2 separate regions of the Homo sapiens genome follow, and region 1 is linked to region 2. A link is a loop called in an ENCODE intact Hi-C map of the cell type or tissue named here. Cell type or tissue: Caco-2. All regions are shown on one strand. Links, peaks and the distances in the headings refer to the core of each region. The heading gives the core; the rest is flanking DNA.

What was found. A loop is a pair of places that touch in the nucleus more often than their neighbours do. Peaks named below come from ENCODE experiments on the same cell type or tissue, not always from the same donor. Only the 100,000 strongest peaks of a DNase experiment are listed, where the experiment ranks them.
Region 1: it touches region 2 in a loop (6-fold over the local background); 3 of 110 quality-filtered maps call a loop at or near these places.

What each region holds. Positions count from the first base shown.
Region 1 is chr17:63,567,085-63,577,988 of GRCh38, reverse strand. All of the region lies in intron 1 of DCAF7 (DDB1 and CUL4 associated factor 7), which reads right to left. It also overlaps the pseudogene RNU6-288P. Among named protein-coding and RNA genes, the nearest start is that of DCAF7, 22 kb to the right of the region's middle. In Caco-2, for the core only: no CTCF peak of the experiment used is centred there; no DNase peak of the experiment used is centred there.
Region 2 is chr17:63,517,136-63,528,039 of GRCh38, reverse strand. KCNH6 (potassium voltage-gated channel subfamily H member 6) reads right to left here and starts at 4,682. Exons shown (of 13, transcript NM_001278919.2): 1 at 4,551-4,682; 2 at 3,671-3,901. The coding sequence starts at 4,626. It also overlaps the pseudogene ACE3P. RefSeq lists an enhancer at 10,165-10,904. In Caco-2, for the core only: no CTCF peak of the experiment used is centred there; a DNase peak (open chromatin) is centred at 4,869; H3K4me3 peaks cover 377 bases.

The DNA of each region.
Region 1 (10,904 bases), core at 884-8,883, 51 kb before region 2:
ACAAGGACACCCAGACTCAAAGGGGTGGTTACACTCAACACTGCAAAGCCAGTAGGAGACAGAGATTACAGGTTTTCTGACTCAAGTCTGCATTCTTGACTCCAACTACATAAGTGCACTATCTGCCAGGCCAGGCACACCTTCCCCTGAAACCCCTAAGGTATTTGAAAATGACCAGGGGTGGTTCTTGGCTGCCACAATGACTGAAGTGCTGAGGACATTTGGTGCTCAGGGGCCAGGAATATGAAACACCCTTTGCAATTTCATTAAACAAACTAATGCTCACTTAAAAATCCAATAGTGCACAACCCTCACCAACCCCAAACTCAACACTGGCTCATTATGTTTACACATAAAGGTATGTCAAATGACCGTTTGAGAGCCCAAACCACTGTGACTGGCAAAAAAAAAGTCGGCGCCATTGATGAGAAAGTCCCACCTAGCTCTGATCACTTTTTCTTAGAGTCAATTTTAGCCCACCATTAACTTCCAATCTTTGCTGTCAAACTCAATCTGGCTCAATGGGACACTAACTGTACATTTGCTTATGAACTTCCAACTGGAAGATGGAATAGTGGGGATATTTGGTAAACATCCACAATAAGGGGAAAAGCACTAACCAGACAACACAAAATAAAATTCCTTCTACTCATCTTTCTGACCTCAGTCTCAGACACACCAGTATCTTCCAGACATTTTCCCCCCAAAGTTAGGTATAGTTGCATATAATAAAACCCACTCAAGTGTACAGTTAAATGAGTTTTGGCAAATGTACAGTTGTATAACCCCCACAGTAAGATATAAAACATTTCCATTAACCCAGAAAGCTCTCCCAGGCTCCTCCGCAGTCAACCCCTCATACCTACCCCAAGTAGCCACTGATCTATGGTTTTGTCTCTCCATAATACGATATAAATAGAATCAGATGGTCTTGAGTCTTTGTGTCTGGCTACTTTCATCAGTACACTGCTCTTGAGATTCATCCATGTTCTTGTGTGTATCAGTAGTTGCTTCTTTTCTTACTGCTGAATAATATTGCATTATGTGCAATGTGGCAGTATAATTTTGGGTTGTTGAGATAGGGTCTCACTCTGTTGCACTGGTTCGAGTGCAGTGGTGCAATCGTGGTTCACTGCAGGCTCAACCTCCTGGGCTTAAGCAATCCTCCAGCTTCAGCCTCCTGAGTAGCTGGGACCACAGGCATGTGCCACCACACCCAGCTAATTTCTAAATTTTTTGTAGAGATGGGGTCTCCTTATGTTGCCCAGGCTGGCCTCGAACTTCTGGGCTCAAGTGATCCTCCTGGCTTGGCCTCCCAAAGTGCTGGGATTACAGGCGTAAGCACCGCACCCAAAAAATTTTTTATGTCCTAGTTGAGAAATCTTTGCCTAATCCCAGGTCCCAAATATTTTTCCCTGTTTTCTTCTAAAAGTTTTCTAGTTTTAGGCTTCATATTTAGGTCTCTGAGTCATTTCAAGTTAAATTTTTATATGGTACAAGATATGAATCAAGGTTTGCTTTTTGTTGTTGTTTTTCCTTTTGAGACGGAGTTTTGCTCTTGTCACCCAGGCTGGAGTGCAATGGGCACAGTCTTGGCTTACGGCAACCTCCACCTCCTTGGTTCAAGCAATTCTCCTACCTCTCTGCCTCCTAAGTAGCTGGGACTACAGGCATGTGCCACTACGCCCGGCTAATTTTTTAATATTTTTAGTAGAGAAGGGTCTTCACCATTTTGGCCAGTCTAGTCTCGAACTCTTGACCTCAGGTGATCCACACGCCTCGGCCTCCCAAAGTGCTAGGATTACAGGCGTGAGCTACAGCTCCCGAACAAGGTTTGCTTTTTTACATATGAACGTCTGACTCTTCCAGCATCATTGGTTGAGAATTCTTTCTCCTTTGCATTACCTTGACCCCTTTATTGAAAATCAGTTGACCATGTATTTATTCATCTATTTCTGGACTCTATTCTGTTCCATTATTTATTTGCCTATCTGTCTGCTAGTAGGCAAACTGTCTTGATTATAGTAGCTTTCTAGTAAGTTCTAAAATCAGACAGTGAGTTCTCCAACTTTGTTCTTCTGTTTCAAAATTGTTTTGCTATTCTCTACTTTTGCTTTTCCATGTACATTTTACAATCAGCTTGTCGAATTTTACAAAAAGCCTGCTGAGATTCTGATTGGGATTGTGTTGAATCTATTGAGCAGTCTGGGGAGAACTGACATCTTACAATATTAAGTCTTCCAACGCATAAACATAGCACATTTCTCCATTAATTTACGCCTTTTTTAAGTTCTTTTTTTTCAGACAGAGTCTCGCTCTAGCACCCAAGCTGGAGTGCAGTGGCACGATCTTGGCTCACTGCAACCTCTGCCTCCCATGTTCAAGTGATTCTCATGCCTTAGCTGGGACTACAGGTGCGCACCACCACGCCCAGGCAATTTTTGTATTTTTAGTAGAGATGGGGTTTTGCCATGTCGGCTAGGCTGGTCGCTAACTCCTGGCCTCAAGTGATCTGCCTGTCTCGCCCTCTCAGGGTGCTGATATTACAGGCGTGAACCACTACGCCCGGCTGCCTTAATTTCTTTCAGCAATGTTTTAAAGTTTTCAGTGTACTTCTTATGATTCTTTCATTAATTTTATTTCTTTATTTCTTTTTCTGAGACTGAGTCTCGCTCTGTCGCCTCAGCTGGAGTGTAGGGGCATGATCTCCGCTTACTGAAACCTCCGTTTCCCAGGTTCAAGCAATTCTCCTGCCTCAGCCTCCCATGTTGCTGGAATTATAGGCGTGCGTGACCACGCCTGGCTAATTTTAATTTTTATTTTTTGTATTTTTTAGTAGAGACAGGGTTTCACCATGTTGGCCAGGCTGGTCTCAAACTCCTGACCTCAAGTGATCTGCCCATCTCAGCCTGACAGAGTTCTGGGATTATTGGCATGAGCTACTGCGCCTGGCCCATTAACTTGATTTCTACACAAGTTTTATGCTATTATAAATGAAATTGTGTTTTATTTTTTTTAAGATAGGATCTTGCTTGTCACCCAGGGTGGAGTGTAGTGGCTCAATCACAGCTCACTACAGCCTTGACCTCCTAGGCTCAATTGATCCTACCACCTCAGCCTCCCAAGTAGCTGGGACTACAGGTACAAGCCACCGTACCCAGCTAATTTTTGTATTTTTTGTAGAGACAGGGTTTTGCCATGTTGCCCAGGCTGGTCTTGAACTCCTGGGCTCAAGTGATCCACCCACTCTGGCCTCCCAGTATGCTGGGCTTACACATATGAGCCACTGTGCTTGACCATGAAACTGTTTTAAATTCCATTTCCAATTGTTCATTGGTACTGTATATAGAAATACAACTGATTTTTGTACATTAATCTTGGCTTCTATAACTTTGCTACATTAGTTATTAGTTTTAGTAGCTTTTTTGTAGATTCCTAAGGATTTTTCTACATATATTCATAGATCTTGTCATCCATGTTTAACTCTTAAAAATCCATATGACTAAGTCTAAATATTCATTTTATGGAGCACCCACAGACTTTCAACAATCATATAATTGTTAGGGGAGTTAACGTATAAAGATGTAAAAGGAGACAAAACCCAGTGTCCTAAAACACTTAAGATAGCAATGCAAGTAATGTCACAAGGTAATACATGATTGGCTTCTTATTTATGACACAGATAATAATCGATAACAATTGAGAGGAAACAGCAATAATTCAAATGGGGCACCTGAGGAAAAAAGTAAGCATCTGAGCAGAGTCTTCAAAGGAGAATAGGAAGGATCTGGGTAGGCAAATAGGAAAGGGAAGGGCATCCCAGGTAGGTAGAACAGAAGGGTCACACATACAAAGGTGGCAAACTAAATGACCCATTTGATAGCAGCAAGCAGGCCTGTTTGAGAGAGCCACGTGGGAGTGCAGCGGAGATGCAGCTGGGAAGGTGTGCTGAGGGTAGGCTGGAAGGCACCAAAAGCAACCTTCACCTTCCCCCGATGAAGGTGTCTGAGAAGACAGTGGTATGATTACAAGGCCTCTGAGGGCCACACATCTGGTAGTGCTGGGCGGGACAGACTGGATCAAGGAGGTGGCTGGAGGCAGGGAGCCCAGAGGGGAACAGGGGAAAAATTAAGGGATAGTGAGAATGGCAAGGGATAACCAGGAATGGCCACAAGAGGGACTGTGACCAAATGAACAGTTTTTACATGGAACTAAAAAGTTGACATTCTCACCTTTGCATAATTTTTTTTTTTTTTTTGAGACGGATTTTCACTCTTGTCACCCAGGCTGGAGTGCAATGGCGCAATCTTGGTTCACTGCTACCTCAGCCTCTCAGGTTTAAGCGATTCTCCTGCCTCAGCCTCCCAAGTAGCTGGGATTACAGGCAGATGCCACTGTACCCTGCTAATTTTTTTTTTGTATTTTTCGTAGAGATGGGGTTTCACCATGTCGGTCAGGCTGCTCTCAAGCTCCTGATCTCAGGTGATCCACCCGCCTTGGCCTCCCAAAGTGCTGGGATTACAGGCATAAGCCACCACGCCCAGCCAGAAAATATTACATAAAGAAGGAAGATTCTAGATGAAATGTGGAATTTTTGGTATCAGCCTTTGTGGAGGAGAAACGGGAAAAAAACCCAGATGAGAGTGCTTGCTTCAGCAGCACACACACTCAAATCAGAACTATACAAAGGTTAGCATGGTCCCTGCACAAGGATGACATGGAAATTTGTAAAGTGTTCTGTATTTTCACAAAGGATAAATGCTTGGGGCAATGGATACCCAATTTTCCAAGTTGTGATTATTATGTTTTGCATGCCTATACCAAAATAGATACACCTATTATGTACCCACACAACAACAACAACAACAAAAACATGAAAGGCTAAATTCTGAGGCTCATTGGGCAGAATAAAGAATAAACCTCTGAGGCTGGGTGTGGTGGCTCACACCTGTAGTCTCAGCACTTTGGGAGGCCAAGGAGGGTGGATGGCTTGAGCCCAGGAATTCGAGACTAGACTGGGCAACATGGTGAAACTTCATCTCTACAAAAAATACAAAAATTAGCCGGGTGTGGTAGCGCATGCCTGTAGTCCCAGCTAATTGGGAAGCTGAGGTGGGAGGATGGTTTGAGCCTAGGAGGTAGAGGTTGCAGTGAGCTGAGATCATGCCACCACACTGCAGCCTGGGCAACAGAGCGAGGCCTTGTCTCAGAAAAACAAAGAAAAAAGAAAGAATAAGTCTCTGATGTAGATTGTGAGCCAGATATTTATATATTCATTCAAGAAGTATTTAGTAGACAGCTCTTAGGAGTCAGGCACTGTTTTAAGTGCTGTGGATACACCAGGGAGCATGAAACCCCAAATCCCTCTCTAACTTTGCAGATAACACTGTGAAGTTCAACTGGAAGAGAAAATGTCTTTCAAGTCATCAGAGATTTCCTCCCAAGCTTCAAATATCCAATCTTGTGAGCATTTGACACTTGGGATCCTCTTAGCCTAACAAGACTTTCTACCACCCAGCCCTAACTTACCTTATATTCCACCTTCATTTATCTAGTCACTGCTTCCCATCCCTTTCCTTACACTTCCCTCTATACCTGTAAAATCCTCATACATCCTTTCCACTGACCCAAATCCTGCCCAATGTTAATACGGCACAGTGGAATTGGGCTTCTAGGGCTCCCCACTTAACCACCTGCTAGCTGTAAGACTTTGGACATGTTACTTAACTCTGCTCATCTTGTTTCCCAATCTGTAAAGTGAGGATATTCACAGTACCTACCTTGAGTTGTATGTAACAGCTCTACATAGAACTGTCTTACTCAATATATGAGCTTTGAATATTATGACATCTTGCCTCCTTCATAAGGCATTCACAGTCTTCCTGGTCCAGTGCTCTTTCTTTCAGTGCTTATCTCTAACATCTGTTTGGTGACTAATCCCATAGTGCCTCATGAAAGCACTGACATTACTGTCTTATGCTATTTCACTTAGTAAATGCCTTAAATATAGGCCTGTGTCTTACTTCTGCTTGTACTGCCTACAGCAATGGTTTTCCAACTTAGCTATCAGACTTGCCTGAAGAGGTTTACATTCCTAGGCCTTCAACTCCAGCCTAAGATTCTGATTCAGTAAGTGTCAAGTGAGGCCCAGGACTCTCTATTCTTAGGAATTCATCACCCCTGGTGATGTGATTTCAGCAAAGTTTGACAATCTCTGAAAAATAGTACCTAACCTAAGAGAGAAGTCAGGAAATAGCTGAGATTCGATCTTTCCTTGACCTTATCAATGCTTTCAGAAGAGGTAATGACTTAAATTTTTAATTTGAATTCAAGAAAAAAGCCATCCTCATTTTTCAGAAAAGGCTCATGAAATTCAAGTCCTGACGTAATTTTTAAAAATGATTTTCCCCAATTAGAAAATTAAAACTTCTTCTTTATAAAAAATACTGCCCCCCCACACACAAAAAATTAAAATTAAAATCCCACCACATAAAGATAACCATTCATTTTCTTTTTTCCCATGGTTCTTTATAGTTTTTAAGTATTTTCAAGCATTACAGAAGTAATTTATACTAACTGTAAATAATTAAGGTACTAAGTATAGAGAATTAAAAGTACAAGTCCCTCTTTCAATGCCACCCCATCCCTCTATACCAGTAATTGCCATTTGGTTTGATATAACTACTTCCAGATCTTGCCTACAGATTTACAGATACAAATTTTCTTTACATAAATATAATTATACTATTCTGCAACTCACTTCCTTTACACAATATATCAATTTTCTTTTCTTTTTTTTTTTTGAGACGGAGACTCACTTTCTCGCCCAGACTGCAATGCAGTGGCACGATCTTGGCTCACTACAACCTCCACTTCCTGGATTCAAGTGATTCTCTTGCCTCAGCCTCCTGAGTAGCTGGGATTACAGGCACCCGCCATCGCACCTGGCTAATTTTTGTATTTTTAGTAGAGACAGGGCTTCGCCATGTTGGCCAAGCTGGTCTTGAACTTCTGACCTCAAGTGATCTACCAGCCTCGGCCTCCCAAAGTGCTGGGATTACAGGCATGAGCCACCGTGCCTGGCCATCTTTTCTCTTTTCAAAAAATTTTAAAATTTTTTCCAATCATATTCTGCATGACAATTTTCTTTTTCATGCTGGTGCCAATACAAATAAATCTGTCTAATTGTCACAACTGTATAGCATTCCACAAGATAGCCAAATTACAATGTATTTAATCCCAAAAGACAGTTAGACTAATTCCCATTTTCCCTATGAAAAACAATGCCTCAATATATATCCTAATAATGTTTTTCTGCACTAGTAAGTTATAGTGCTCTATAGAGCAGAGCACTACTTTCTGACTTGCCTTGCAATTTACACTCTTACCACCTAACTATGCAAATGCCTGTTTCCCTACACCCTCCCTCACAAGGGAAGAGGAGGCTTCCCTATCAAGGATATATATGAGAGGACCAGTATCTAGGAGGCAAAGAATATAATAAACATTTTTCCTATCTTTTTTTTTCTTTTTTTTTGAGACGGAGTCTCACTGTTGCCCAGGCTGGAGTGCAGTGGCGCAATCTCAGCTCACTGCAACCTCCGCTTCCCAGGTTCAAGCGATTCTTGTGCCTCAGCCTCCCGAGTAGCTGGGATTACAGGTGCATACCACCACGCCTGGCTAATTTTTCCATATTTTGTAGAGACGGGGTTTTGCTGCGTTGCCCAGGCTGGTCTGGAACTCCTGAGCTCAAGCAATCTGCCTGCATTGGCCTCCCAAAGTGCTGGGATTAGAGGTGTGAGCCATCACGCCTTGCCTTTCCTATCATTTCTGTCAGCTGTTAGGCTGATGTGACCAACATCCCTGTAATGAATCACCCTCCCCACCAGTAATGTTTAACCCACTGTAGTACACACACTTGACATAGCTGGTGCTTCCCAGTTTCTCTTACCAAAGTACTTGGAAAAAGACATCTAGACCGGGTGTGGTGGCTCACACCTGTAATCCCAGCACTTTGGGAGGTTGAGGCAGGCAGCTTACCTGAGGTCAGAAGTTCAAGACCAGCCTGGCCAACATGGCGAAAGCCCGTCTCTACAAAAAATACAAAGATTAGCAAAGCGTGGTGGTGCACACCTGTAATCCCAGCTTCTCAGAAGGCTGAGGCAGGAGAATCACTTGAACCCGGGAGGCAGAATTTGCAGTGAGCCAAGATTGTACTACTGCACCCCACCCTGAGCAACAGAGTGACACTCCATCTCAAAACAAAGACAGAAACAAAAACAAAAAGACATCTAGACTATTTAAAAATAAAAAGGTACATTTGTTACTCAGAGGTCAGATAGTATTGGCTCCTAAATATCTGACCAAGATTTGAGACACCTTAGAATTAAACAAAAACAAAAACAAAAACAAAAAACCACCAAAGTGGTATATATGAAGCCATGACTGTGGATGGTGCTGCTATGTGAGAGTGCACGGCCTGGAGATCAGGCCTGGTGGTACTGTTGGAATTTGCAGGGCAGCTTAAAAACTATGCCTGCTTGGTCCCCACCCTCTGAAGGTTCTGATTTACTAGGTCTGGGCATGAGCTTTTTTTTTTTTTTTTCCTTAAAGTAGAGCTCCATAGGTTATTCCAACACACCCTATAAGAAAGAGGACTGGTAGGTTAAAGCCAAAAATGGGGACACCCTAGAGGACATCTTTGGGAGAATAATCTACCTAGGCCAAGACCCCACTATCTGAGCATTCCACGCCTATAAGATGACCCTCTTCTCTCCTAGATCAGTGCTTCTTAACCATGGACCACAGCTCTATGTTAGAATCCTCTGGGAACTTAAACATATCCCAACAAATTAGGTTTAGTAACATCCCAGACCACTAAAACCAGAATTTCTGGTAATGGGACACAGGCTTTGGTATCTATTAAAGCTCCCAGTGACATCAAATAATAGCCAAGGTTGAGAATTAATGTGCTAGATTGACACAGGTGTTTGAACTGGTTGGACTTCTGAGCTAACCGATTCACTCCTAAGCATTTGGAATTAAGACCCAAAAGCTATCTAGTTTTAGCCTGGAAGGCAAAAGGCAGGAAAGGGCCACAGACGCAGCGTGCATGGAGCTGCAGGGAAAGCTGGCATACATAGCGAGTGAGAATGACAAGCATGCAAGGAAAGAGGCAGAAAAGAGACATGTATTGTGAGGTGGGGCAGGGTGTGAGACAACAGCTTTCCACTGGCCGGGTCCAGTCCCATGAGAGGCCTGAGGCTCATTCTTGCCTTCCGATTCTCCAACTCCCTTGAATGAAAACCTCCCTTTCCTTCAACTACCTTGAGTGGGTTTCTGTTTCTTGCGAGCAACGAACGTTAAATCAAGCCAAGAAAATAACAAAAACAGAGATGGTTTCTGTTAATGACAGAGATCAACTAAGCTAGCTTTCAACGTATTTCAGTGTAAAATTTAAAGCGCCTGAGTTTAATGTTAGGTTGGTGCAAAGGTAATTGTGTTTTTTTGCCATCATAAGTGATGGCCAAAACTGCAAATTACCTTTGCACTAACCTAATATAACTGATAACCAAAGCAAAGACTAAGAACTTTCTACATATAGTACCCCGAATAAAATGCAAAGCTTCTCTGGAATATCTTAGGGCATGCCCAATTCTACCATGTATCTTTCTACATCCGAAATCAGACCTGGGCACGGTGGCTCACTCTTGTAATCCCAGCACTTTGGGAGGCTGAGGCGGGTGGATCACTTGAGGTCAGGAGTTCGAGGCCAGCCTGGCTCTACTAAAAATACAAAAATTAGCTGGGTGAGGTGGTGCATGCCTGTAGTCCCAGCTACTTGGGAGGCTGAGGCAGGAGAATCGCTTGAACCCAGGAGGTGGAGGTTATGGTGAGCTGAGATCACGCCACTGCACTCCAGCCTGGGCAACAGAGCGAGACTCCATCTCAAAAAACAAAAACAATAACAAAACAAAATCAGGGTAAAATTTCAGGGTACATGCTATATTTAAGAAGGATGCCAGGCTGGGTGCGGTGGCTCATGACTATAATCCCAACACCCTGGGATGCCAAGGCCAGAGGATTACTTGAGCCCAAGAGGAATTTGAGACCAGCCTGGGCAACATGACAAAATCCCATCTCTGTAAGAAGTAAAAAAAAATTAGCCAGGTGTGGTTGCACGGGCCTGTAGTCCCAGTTACTCAGGAGGCTGAGATGGGAGGACCACCCGAACCCAGAAAGTCAAGGCTGTAGTGAGCTGTGATTGTGCCACCGCACTCCAGCCTGGGCAACAAAGTGAGACCTTGTCTTAGGGGGGAAAAAAAAGAAGGACGCCAAATAAAATCTCATGTACTGTTACAAAACAATGTAAGCTTTGCCTACGACTAGAGTTTAGCATGTTGTGTGCTTTATAATATTTCTGACCAGAAATTCATCTCTTTCCAAAATTGATTGTGTTTTCTTCAACATTTCAAGATTGTACTACTTACAATAGACAGTCCTGGCCCACCTGAATGTTCTAATCACACAGCCTAGTTTCTCTTTCCAAAGACTACATTGTGTTTGCACAAGTGTGTGTTTTAGCCTCAGCCAAACTGACACTGGCTCTTCTGCTCCAAGTTGCCAACCAAATATTGAGAGGAATTACAATTGGCTCTCATGTTGTTCAATTTTTTTTTGTTCAGATATCCATTTAAATTTAATGATGAAAGAAAATATAAGTTCTCTCTGAATATGCATATAATACAGAGTAAAAGAGTAAAGCCTCCCATCTGCTTACTGACCCTCAAAAATCCTTACTGATGCTATTTGGTGTGCATCTTTCCAAATACTTCTCCATGTATTTGTGTGTGGTTTTTTCTTTTTTTAAAAAAGCATAAATAGGTGCTAGGTGCAGTGGCTCA
Region 2 (10,904 bases), core at 1,498-9,497:
CAATACACAGTCTTGGCGTGGCTGCACCCAGCAATTGATGTTACTGGAAAATTGATGCAATTGGAAAACTGCGGCTGGGAATGGACCAAAGACCAGCCCGTTATAGCAGTGAGGTCTGGGGCTGGGGTGGGGTGCCAGTGCGTGGTACCCCATGCCCTGCCCCCATGCCTGTGGCCTGTTGGGTAGGCAGACAGGAGGCTAGGAGGATTTGGAAGAGTCCAGAGCATTCTCTCTCCCCCTGCCCCAGGTTGTCCTTGCTTACCCGTGGCTCAGAGCCCCCACACAACAAAAGCCCACATCTAGGTGACCAAAAGTGGGTAACTGTACCATCTCAGGTTATGCCCAGGAGGGATGGTGTTCCTGTGCCCTCACCAGGGCCCTGGAGGAGGAGCCACAGTCTCTGCCTGCTTCTTCCTTGCAGGAGCTCCTCCCAGCACCCACCTTTCTGACCAAGGGCAGCAGGTTTGTCTGCCCCCTGGGAATTCCCATTCCTTCTTATATGCTAGGTTCTTACTTTTCTTAGCAAAGGCACCCCACTTCTCTCCCCTGGGAGACCCCAATTCTCTCTCCTCTTCTCTCCCTCTTGAATGTGCTCCTTCGTTCAGTTTCCCAGCACTCACAACCTCCTTGTTGTCTTCACCTCTGTCTCCCGATGCACACCCCATCCAGCACTGTGGTGAGTCCCCAGGGAGAGGCTGGTGCTACAAAAAGCCAAAAAGCTGCCACTGAGAGGGTGGCCGCTGCATGCTGCCTCCTAGCTTGGTCCTCCTGGCATTCACAGATGTGCATATGGTAAACATGGGAGGAGGGTGGGGGCAGACAGCAGCCCCTTGTCCCATCCTCCTCATCAAGAGCTGAGGACTGGAGAAGTCCCAGGACTCCTCTGATCTGGCTTGGGGATTAGGGGACTCTCTGGTTCGGGATCCTCAGAGAAGAGGACCCAGGAAAGGCAGGCTGGGGTGGGCTCCCGGGCAGGTGCCAGTGCGGGGCAGGCGTGGGTGACAGTGGGGGGATCTGAGTGCTCTCCTTTCTTCCTGCCAAACTCTCACCAGTTCTAGTCCTGCCACATCCCCATTCCTCCTTATCTGTTAGGTTCTCACCACTCCTAGCAAAGGCAAATAGAGGAAGAGCCAGTTTCCCAGGGGTCTCTGAGATGTCTCCCGGGGTATTTTTGCCAAGTGCCCTGGCCTCTTTGAGCCCAAATGTCTGTAGCTGCACAACGTGGAGCTATGTGAACACAAACCCTCCACTTTGACTTCGAGAATTTTCAGTGGATTACCCCTTTAGAGGAAAAGAGGATTATACATAAATCAGCTAGAGATCTGCTCAGGACCCCTTCCCACCTCCCTGGAGTTGGGGGTTGGGGGGAAGGGAGGTACTGACCCGAGGAGGAAAGAAATCACCATTAGGATGCCCCTCAGCAGGACTGTAAGTGTACATGAATATGGTCAAAAATGGATCATGTGCCAGCCTGGGCAACATAGTGAGACCCCCATCCCTACAAAAAATTAAAAAATTAGTCGGGTGTGAGGGTGCGCGCCTGTAGTCTCAGCTACTCAGGAGGCTGGGATGGGAGGCTGCAGTGAGCTATGTTCTTGCCAGCCTGCGTGACAGAGCAAGACCCTGTCTCAAAAAAAAAAAAAAAAAAAGGATTATATGAGGTCAGAGTGGACCTTAAGGTGAACATCAGTTATCTGAGCACAATATCCTTCCCTTAGTGTAATGCAGGCCAGGAAGCTCCCCTTTCTGGGTTTCAGGACAATTTCAGGAAGGTCCAGGTAAATCAAAGCCTTGGGCAATAAGATAGGGAAGGGCCGAGGGTGGGATGGGAGTAGATTGGGACTTATGGGGCACCAGGTATGTGGGCAATTTCCCATTTTCACCGAGGGTCAGCCCCCAAGACAAGGTTCCTAGGTTCCCTTCTGAGACCTGAGGACTCCCACAGGATTCTGATCTGAGTCCTGATCTCAGGGGGCCAAGGCCAGGCTTTGACTTCTGCCCTCTGCCCAGACACCTTCAGGGTGCTGAGGGGACCTCAAGAGCCATCACCTGACATCCCTAGGAATCTGGGATCAGGTATAGCTCTAGTGTCAAGGAGAGGAAAAGAAAGGACCTGCTGTAACCCCCATTTCCTGCTGTCCCATCCTGTTCCCCAGGACCCTTCTCACTCCCCTGACTGCCACCTCTCCTCTGCAATGATGTGAGGAGGTGAGGTCACAGCTTTTAAAAATATTCTGAGTTCATTAACCCTGTGAGTACTGCCACACTAAGCCAGATTCTTCCCAGTCCCTTCCTGGCTGCCGCTGCCTGTTGCACTTCCCACTGCCACTCACTCAAGTGGCAGCAGCAGGAACAACCAGGACCTACCCGAGAAGCTGTAACTCTGAGAAGCCTGCAAACACACACACACAGGCGTGAACTTGCAAGCACACACTCACACACAGAGGCACACACATGCAAGCACACACATGCTCATGTTTCACACACTCCAGGCCCCTGAAACCTGGTCTCTCAGCACTCCTCGGTCCCGATCCAGAGACATCCATTCTTTATCTCCACTCAGGTGGCCTCATGCCTGCCTTCCCTGGGGACTTCTCTCCCCTGAGCACCTCCTTCCCCAGAAATCCTGCCTGTAAACACAAAGGCAGCTGGGGTCCTTTCTCTCCTCTTGGGATTACTCAAAAGAAATCTCCGAGGGAGGAATCCAGAGACTTGGGTTCCAGTCCCAGGTTGGACTCTAGCAGTGGGATCTTGGGCAAATCCCTTCCACATCTATGAAATGAAGGGATTTACCTAAGCCAGTGGTTCCTAAAGTAAGCAGGACATCAGAACCACCAGGGAGATATTTCCAAATACACCCGCTTGGCCTCATCTCACACCTTCTGAGTCAGCCTCTCTGTAGAGAAAGCATGTTTTGGAAAACATGCTCTGGGTAATTCTGATGCAGAACCAGGTTGGGGGCCATTGATTCAAGAGATTTCCCAGGACATTCAGGCTCTTTTCCTCGTTCCCACCCATGCTGCCAGGTCCAGTGAGGACCCTGTGGTCCTGGGGGGTGGGGGAGGATTTCCAAGGGCTGCTGAGATCTGTCTTCAGCTCCTGACTTACGCTTCTGTTCTGCTTGCAGTATGCTCCAGCTGGCAGTAACAACCCAAACTCCATCTGAATGAGCTTCTTGGTCAGGGAAAACTCCAGACCCTGTCTCCCCAAAGAGCTGAGACTGGATAAGGCAGGCCCACCCCACTTTGCCAGCCAAAAGCCCCCATGCCTTGCCTGGCCACAGAGGTCTTCAGGAGGTGACTCCTCCTCTAATCCTTGGAGCAGACGGAGAGGAGGGAAGGTTAATTTCCATCCCAGCTGCCTGACCGCTGGGGCTGACAGTAAGATAGTGGAGAGCCAGGAGACCAGGGACACAGCAGAGGGATGGCAGAGCAGGAGGCCCTGCCCCAGGCCAGAACCAGTGGGTGGCCCAGCCTGATCCCTAGCTCCTGCAAAGGACCTCAGAAGGCATCATATCCAATGCCTGTGGAGGAACCAAGGCCCCTAGAAGAAACAGGGTTTGTTCAGGCCCTTTGGACCCTGGGTCAGTGCCTTCCCCAAGGCCACCCTGGCTGGACAAGACAGAGGGCCAAGCCTGCCCTGCAAAGCCTCTGGCCTGAGTATGCCTCACCATCCTTGCGGTAGTAGAGGATGTCCACCTTGCACTCCTCAGCCCCCAGCAGGGCCTGCGCTAGGCGGGACACGGCGCTGCTTGGTGTGTTGGGGCCTGTGAGGAAGTCGCAGGTGCAGGGTTGCTGCATCACCTCCACTCGGGAGTAGCCGAAGAGTTCGCAGAAGCCGTCGTTGCAGTAAATGATGGCGCAGTTCTCCATCTGAGCATTGGCAATCAGGAACTTCCGACCTGGGGTGGGAGGTGGGAGGCAAAAAGTCCATGGGAGCCAGGATCCAGCGGCTGGGAGGGAAAGATCATAAGGACTCTTGGTGGCAGTAAGGGGAATTTAGGCAGAGGAGCAGGGCAGTGACCGGAATGAGGGAGGGAGTCAGGCCTGGGGATTGTGGGAAGACTAGGGCAGTGAGGGTCTTGAGGTGGAAGGAAGGCCCAAGGCCTCCTGGAAACAGGAAAAGTGTGGGGAAGGGAGGCAGGGATGTGACCAGATGGGGGTCAGGCCTGGGAAAGCTCCTGGGAAGACCAGAACCAGGATATGAAAAGGAAGGAAAAGAAGGACTCAGAGAAGCCTCTGGAGGACGCGGATGAGGGGGCAGGCAGTGGCTGGAAGGGGAGGTTCGAACTTGGGGCACCAAGGAAACAGCTGGCAGTAGGGAGGGAAGGCCTGCACGCTGCTCCTTGTGTTCCAGAAAAGAGGACAGCATTTAAGGCAAGCGGGTCCCCCTGGAGGAGAAGGTGTTGGGGACATCAAAAGAAGGATTTTTCATTCAGCACCCGGCACTCACCACCTTGCCCGGTTAGAAGTTAGTAAAGGGGTCCAGCCCCCCCTTTCACGGAACCAGGACTCCAGATCGTCCCCCCGCCCCAACATACACACACTCACTTTGGCCCTCGAACTTGCGGATGATGGTGTCCAGGTAAGTGTTTTGGGGAGCGACGTGGCCCCTGCGGACCGGCATCTTTCGGCCGCGGCCCCTGCCCGGAGCCACAGGCGCCACTGGCTCCCGGCGTCTCCGTCTGTCCTCGGGCTCAGCAGCGTCCGGCTCCGGTGGGCGCCGCCCCCGGGGAGGGCCGCCGGGCTCCGCGCCCCGCCCGCCAGCCTGCGTCTGCCCTCCCCTCCCCACCCCTGCCCCACCTCTCCTTTCCTTTCCTGCGCTCCCCTGCCCTCCCCTCGCCTCCCTGGCCCGCGCCCTCCTGGCCTCCTCTCCTCTGCGCCGGCCCGGGAGCTGTCCACGCCTTGGTGCTGAAAGAAGCCGCGCGCCGGCGGCGGGGAGGGGGCCGCTGGGCGGGGCAGTTTCTCTGGGACCCGACGGGGCTGGGGCGGGGCCTTGCATCCTACGGGGCGGGGCGGGGCGGGGCGGGGCGGGGCTGGGGTCCTGGCCCTGGAATAGGGCAGGTGTTCTCTGAGGAGCTGCTTCTGTTCCTGTCCTAAGGGCCAATGGCCTCAGCACCTCTCCGATTCCCTCCCAGTACCAAAGGGCAGTCTCCCCTCCCAGTGCAGGGAGTTTCCCAGGCAGGAGGGGGGCTACAGATGGGGTTGTTAGGGGCCTCAGGTGGTCTTTGGCTGAAAGCTTTCTTCCGGGTCTGACCACTGGGCCCGACCCTGGCAATGATACCATTAGGCCTCTGGCCTGCTCTTATAGCAAGTGATCTCCAGCTCAGCTGAGACCTAGGTCCCATGCAGAGCTCCTGCCGCCAAGTCCAGCCAGGGCCTGGTCCTGAGAGGAGGGGGTAGGAGTACACATGAAGACGTGCAAGAAATATGCAATAAGGGCCAGGCGCGGTGGCTCACGCCTGTAATCCCAGCACTTTGGGAGGCAGAGGTGGGCAGATTACCTGAGGTCAGGAGTTTGAGACCAGCCTGGCCAACATGGCGAAGCCCTGTCTCTACTGAAAAAACAAAAATTAGCTGAGTGGTGGCGCAAACCTATAATCCCAGCTACTTGGGAGGCTGAAGTGGGAGAATCGCTTGTACCCGGGAGGCGGAGGTTGCAGTGAGCCGAGATTGCGCCACTGTACTCCAGCCTGGTAGACAGAGCGAGACGCGAGACTCCATCTGAAAATAAAAAGAAAGAAAGAAAGAAGTATGCAATAAGATGCCTTCTTCAGAGGCCTGAGAGCTCTTAGCATACAGGTACATCTTGGAAGGAGAACAGATTTAAAACCACCTATTAGCAAGTGACCACTGATAAAAGTGTCTGAGTACTGAGTACTGACTGAAAATGAACACACTAGAAAAAGCAAATGGGGGTGGGAATAGGTTTATTGAAAGAGGCTTCCTGGAGAGGAAGGGGAGAAGGGGACTACTGTTCACTGAGCATCTGGGTGGGCTTGTAGTGCTGCAGAGGGTTTGGTGAGCAATTTTGAGCCTGATCTTGGAGGGCAAGCATTCAAATGGGGCATGCACCTTAGGCAAAGGCCAAAGGTGATGTCAGTGCAGAGGGGCTGGGGTGGGGGGAACAAGGGGGTGTGGGAGAGGTGAGTTTGGAGGAAGGAGGTAATTAATAAAGACCCTCAGATGCCATTTTGAACATCTAGATTTAATTGATGAACAACCAAGTTCTTAAGCAATTAGACATGAAAGAAATATTCTGGTGACATAAACTTTACAATGGTGGGTGGGGGAGGAAGGATAGACAAGGAGGCTCAGCAAGGTTTTTACTGGAGTCCAGGTGAGAGGCTTAGAGTCCTGGGCTGGATGTGTGTTTGTCATGCAGAGCCACAGTGCCTAGTGGGGGCCTCTTTGGCCACTGTGGCTGGGGGATGAGAAGAGGGCAGAGATGTCCTGGCTGCCCCTCTGTTGGACAGGCTGGCTGTGGAGGAAAAGAAGGGGCTATTTCTCATGAGCTCAGTACATGGGGTGCTGAGCTCTGAGGAGGGACTTGGGCAGTGGGACATTCATTCATTCATTCATTCACTTACTCATTCCATCATTTTCCAAGTCCCTTTTGTGCACCATGGCCTGTGCTGACTAGAGTTGTTACAGAGGGGCACACTCCTGATGTGCATCCAGCTCTTATAGAGCTGATAGCTAGTAATAGGGACAAATAAGGACATTATGGCACAGAAAAGTAAGAGCAGGGACAGAGTCATCAAACAAGGGTGCTGTGGAGCCTGGGGCTGGAGCAAGTGCTTGGGCTCAGCCAGATCTCAGAAAGACCTTTTGAAACCTGGACAGGGGCAGGGTCCATGGAGATCTCAGCCTAGTATCTCTGTCCCCTGAACACCTGAGTTTGGGGCTCAGATTCTTAATTCAGAGAGACCTGGTCTCCTCTTTTGGCCACCCTCCCACCAGCTCAGTTGCAGCCGGGGTACCCCTTCTCTGTAGTTACTGGCTATAATGCCCTTTCCCCTCAAGTTTTCCCTATTCTCTGACAGACACTGACTCCCAGCCTCCCCAGGAGCCCATGCAACCTCCATCCAGACGCTCTGAATCCCCAATATTGAATGTAGGATCCTCATGGCAGGCAGACCCAGGCTGAGGATAATGAACTAGGAAAGGCAGAGGCAGAGGCCTTCCCGTTCTTTCCCCAGGCTTGTTTCTAGAGCACTAATTTCCCAAGTATTCTCCTACAGTTCCCTCCTTCCTGTCCTCCCCATCCCCCACTGAGCCTGAAAAGGTGCTGTTTGTCCTATGCTCGCTCCCCAGGGCAACGGGCCAGGCAGCAGGTGTGTGTGTGTTGAACAAGGCCATCTCCAGAGCAGAGTGGTTGGAGATGAGCTTTGTTTAAATATTAAAGAAGTCAATCATTAATCAAGCCTGGCTCAATGCCCAGCAACCCACTGTCTCCATTTGGAAGGGCTTGGGCTGGGGCAGAGAGAGCCATGGGGCAGTTTGTGAGGCTACTTACATCTCAACTGGTCAACAAAGAGCTTTTGGGGGCTGGATTATGTAGTCCAACACAGGGCTGGCCCAAGGATTAGCAGAAAGATGTGCTGGTTGGTATAAAAGCACAGTGCTCATAAACTGGGCACTGGTGATTCGTAAAGGAATGTCCTGTCCTACCTGAGTACATTTTATGTACTGTGGACTGAAGCAGAGTCCTTTTTCTAACCAGAGCAGAAGTGGACTGAAGCAGAGTCCTTTTTCTAACCAGAGCAGAAATTCCTTGGGCACTGCAGTCCCATAGCCGGGTTACTGAAAAAAACAAGGCTGTGTGCAGAACCAATTCTGGGCATGACTTGGGGTGGGGGCTGGTTTGCAGGGACACAGCCACTGGGTCAATAAAACCTTAGGTCCTGAGCCACCAGGGGAAGGAGTTTGGCCTGAAACCCAGGACACACATAGAATCACATAGAGCCAGTTGTTTGTGCACACAGCCTCACATACATGAGTTTGCAAACACACAATTACAATATCACATGTACCCAGATCTGCCACAGCTGAACCCAATTATAATTGGGCACTATGCATGCAGGCTGTCCCCTCCTCTGCCCCCCAACTCTCTGGCTCAGCCTCCCTCCTCCTGCCCCCCAGCCTCACCAGTTCACTGGTGTCTAGTCCCAACTTCACCATTCAGCTCTTACCCTTGGAGGCTTCCTGCTTTACTGTGTGAAAATCCAGATGGCCAGGCTGATTGAGCACAGCATCAGGACAAGGCAGAGGCCCAGCAGCATCCACTGTCCTTTAGCAGCCTGGCAGGGTTCCATGGCTATGCCCAGGAAGCAGGCATTGGGCAGTGGGCTGAATATCTCAGTGTCTTGAGTCAGTGACTGTTTTTCCAGGGACTGCAGCCTGCAGGCCAGCCCCAGCACCACCAGAGACATGACAAAGCCCAGGGCCAACAGCACCCAGTACCCAAATTTAGCCTGGTTGGGGTCCAGCTTCAGACTCAGGAATGTCACTTTGTCTGTGTCTTTTTCTGTGGAAGACATAGGAGTCTCATAGGGTGGGTAGAACTGGAGAGGGACCCCTGGGGTCTCCTGTGGCTGTCAGAGGAGATCTGATTGGACTACATGCCCCTGCATGCAAGGGACCAGAGGCAAGATGCTGATCCTTTGCTCAGATGTCAGCCTGGCAACCTAGCTGGACAGTGTGCAAGGAAGCAACTGAGCCAGGGGCTGTGGTGGGAGCGGTGGTCTTGGCTGAAGCTGCATCAGGCCTGGTACAGACAGGGTCCCACAGCAGCAGTGCTGTTGATTCAAGCCAGGTCATGAATGAGCCAGGGGTTAAGGCTGGGTAGGGGTAGGTACTAGGACAGAGCAGGGTAAGGTGGAGCCTGGGGCTGGCCCAGAGCTGGAACCAGGGTCAGATTATCAAACCTTCAAAGGAACAGCTGAAGTCTGGCCAGCCTAAGATGTCCCCTTGCTGCATGTTCTGTCACCAGCCAGGTCAGTAGGGGTTTGAAGTAGGTCATGAAGACATTTGTAGACACCTCAGACTCCCCAGTCAGCATCTTTAGGACCTCTGGCCAGGGCTTGCTTGAGCCCAGCTTTAGAGCATCCCTAGGGGAGTGGGTGCAGCTGTGAGGCTGTGTGAGGGCATCAGCTGGTGCAGCTGAGACCCCCAGTGCACCCAATCCCAGCCCCAGCGATTGGCCAGCCAGAACTTTCCCGCAGAGCTTGGCATAGTGGATACAATCACAAGTTTGAAAGAAGATTAATCTGGGTTTGAATCTCAGCTCTGCCATTTAGTAGCTGTGGGGCCTTGGGCAAGTAACCTTTCTGAGCCTCAGTTTCCATATCCATAAAACGGAGATGATAATGGTATCTACCTCGAAGAGCCATTGTAATGATTAAATAAACACGGTGCTGGGAGCATAGCATGCAGGCAATACACGTTAACTACTGATGATGATGATGATTCCTAGTACTACTGGTAATACTGTGATGATTATTATTCTCCTGGACTCAAATAGGCATAAAGTCCTGAGACACTGTTTCCCGTGAGGTGCTCGGTGTTGGTAGATAGTGGCAGCTCTTCACCCCTTTCTGGTTTCAGGGAGGGTTTGGGAGGATTAGAAACATCATGAGCATGGGAGGTGCTCCGCACACCACCTGTAGTGCTGCACAAATGTCAGCTGTGTTTCACGGCACACCCGGTCCTTAGGGGCAGGTGGTTGAACTTTATGCTAGGTCCCTTGGGCTCACAATGGGAGTATAAGGTGTGCTGAAGCCAGGGCTCCAGGCTTCTCCACTCCAGAGTCCCCAGGAGAGGCAGTGGTGGGCAGATGTTTATCCTTCACAACCTGTTGTTCCTTGATCCAACTCTCAGGACAGACTTGGGACCCAGAGGCCCAGAGGTCACGATCTAGAGTCTAGACTAACAGGGCCCAGGCTTAAACCTGACCTAGCAGTGCTACTTATGGACTGCATAACCTTAAGCAGACAACTTAGCCTCTCTCGGCCTCAGTTTCCTCATCAGTAAAATGGGAGCCATGAATACCTGCCCTCATTGTGATGAGGACTAAGTCCCACAATGATGAAGGAGGGTTTGTAGCTTGCAAAGGCTTATGCGCATCACTTAATAAACAACTGGAAAAGAAAGAGTTAGGGAAACCAAAGGTCAGTGGGGCCTTGGCAGATACCACTGGAGAAGAAAAACCACAACTAACTCTAGGTAAGAGGTTCTGATGCTGGCTCCTGAGTAAGAGGAAGAACCTAGTAGGGGAAAAGCTTCAACCATTGAGAATCTACCCATTTAGAAACAGTCCTTCAGGCTGGGTGGGACAAGATGTTTGACCAAAGGGCAGCCAACAGCCCATGTGGACAGGACATGAGACCAGAGAGCAGCAGAGATGACAACTAGATGCTGCCTGGAGCTTTCAACTCCAAAGTGACAACAACACACCCCATGGACAAGGTCAGGCGCACCATGGCTGGTGGGGTGAAGCTGGGTGACTTTGAGAACTTTGACCAGGCCCAATTCAACCCTCCATTCCCAACAGAAGCAGCCCAGAGCCTGACTCAGGGCCATCACATTTAGGAGGATGAATCAAAAGTAGCAAAACCAAGTTTTAAGATCAATTAGGCAAAAGAGCAGCCAAGAATCTTTCTCTTTTCCCCCTGCAAGCACTCACATCCCCTCTCCCCTCCACAAACCATATTCGGCTCTGCTGCTATTTCATCATCTGCAAAGGTCATGATATCCTCCTTACTCAGAAACCTTTCCTCTGCCCACGGCTCACAAAATGGTATGTGAAGTCCTAAGCCTGGAATCAGGATTTTCCCTGAGCAGGAGTCTGGCCAGGGACACACAGGGACTGGTGAGCAATGACAAGAGATGACTCACTGGCCA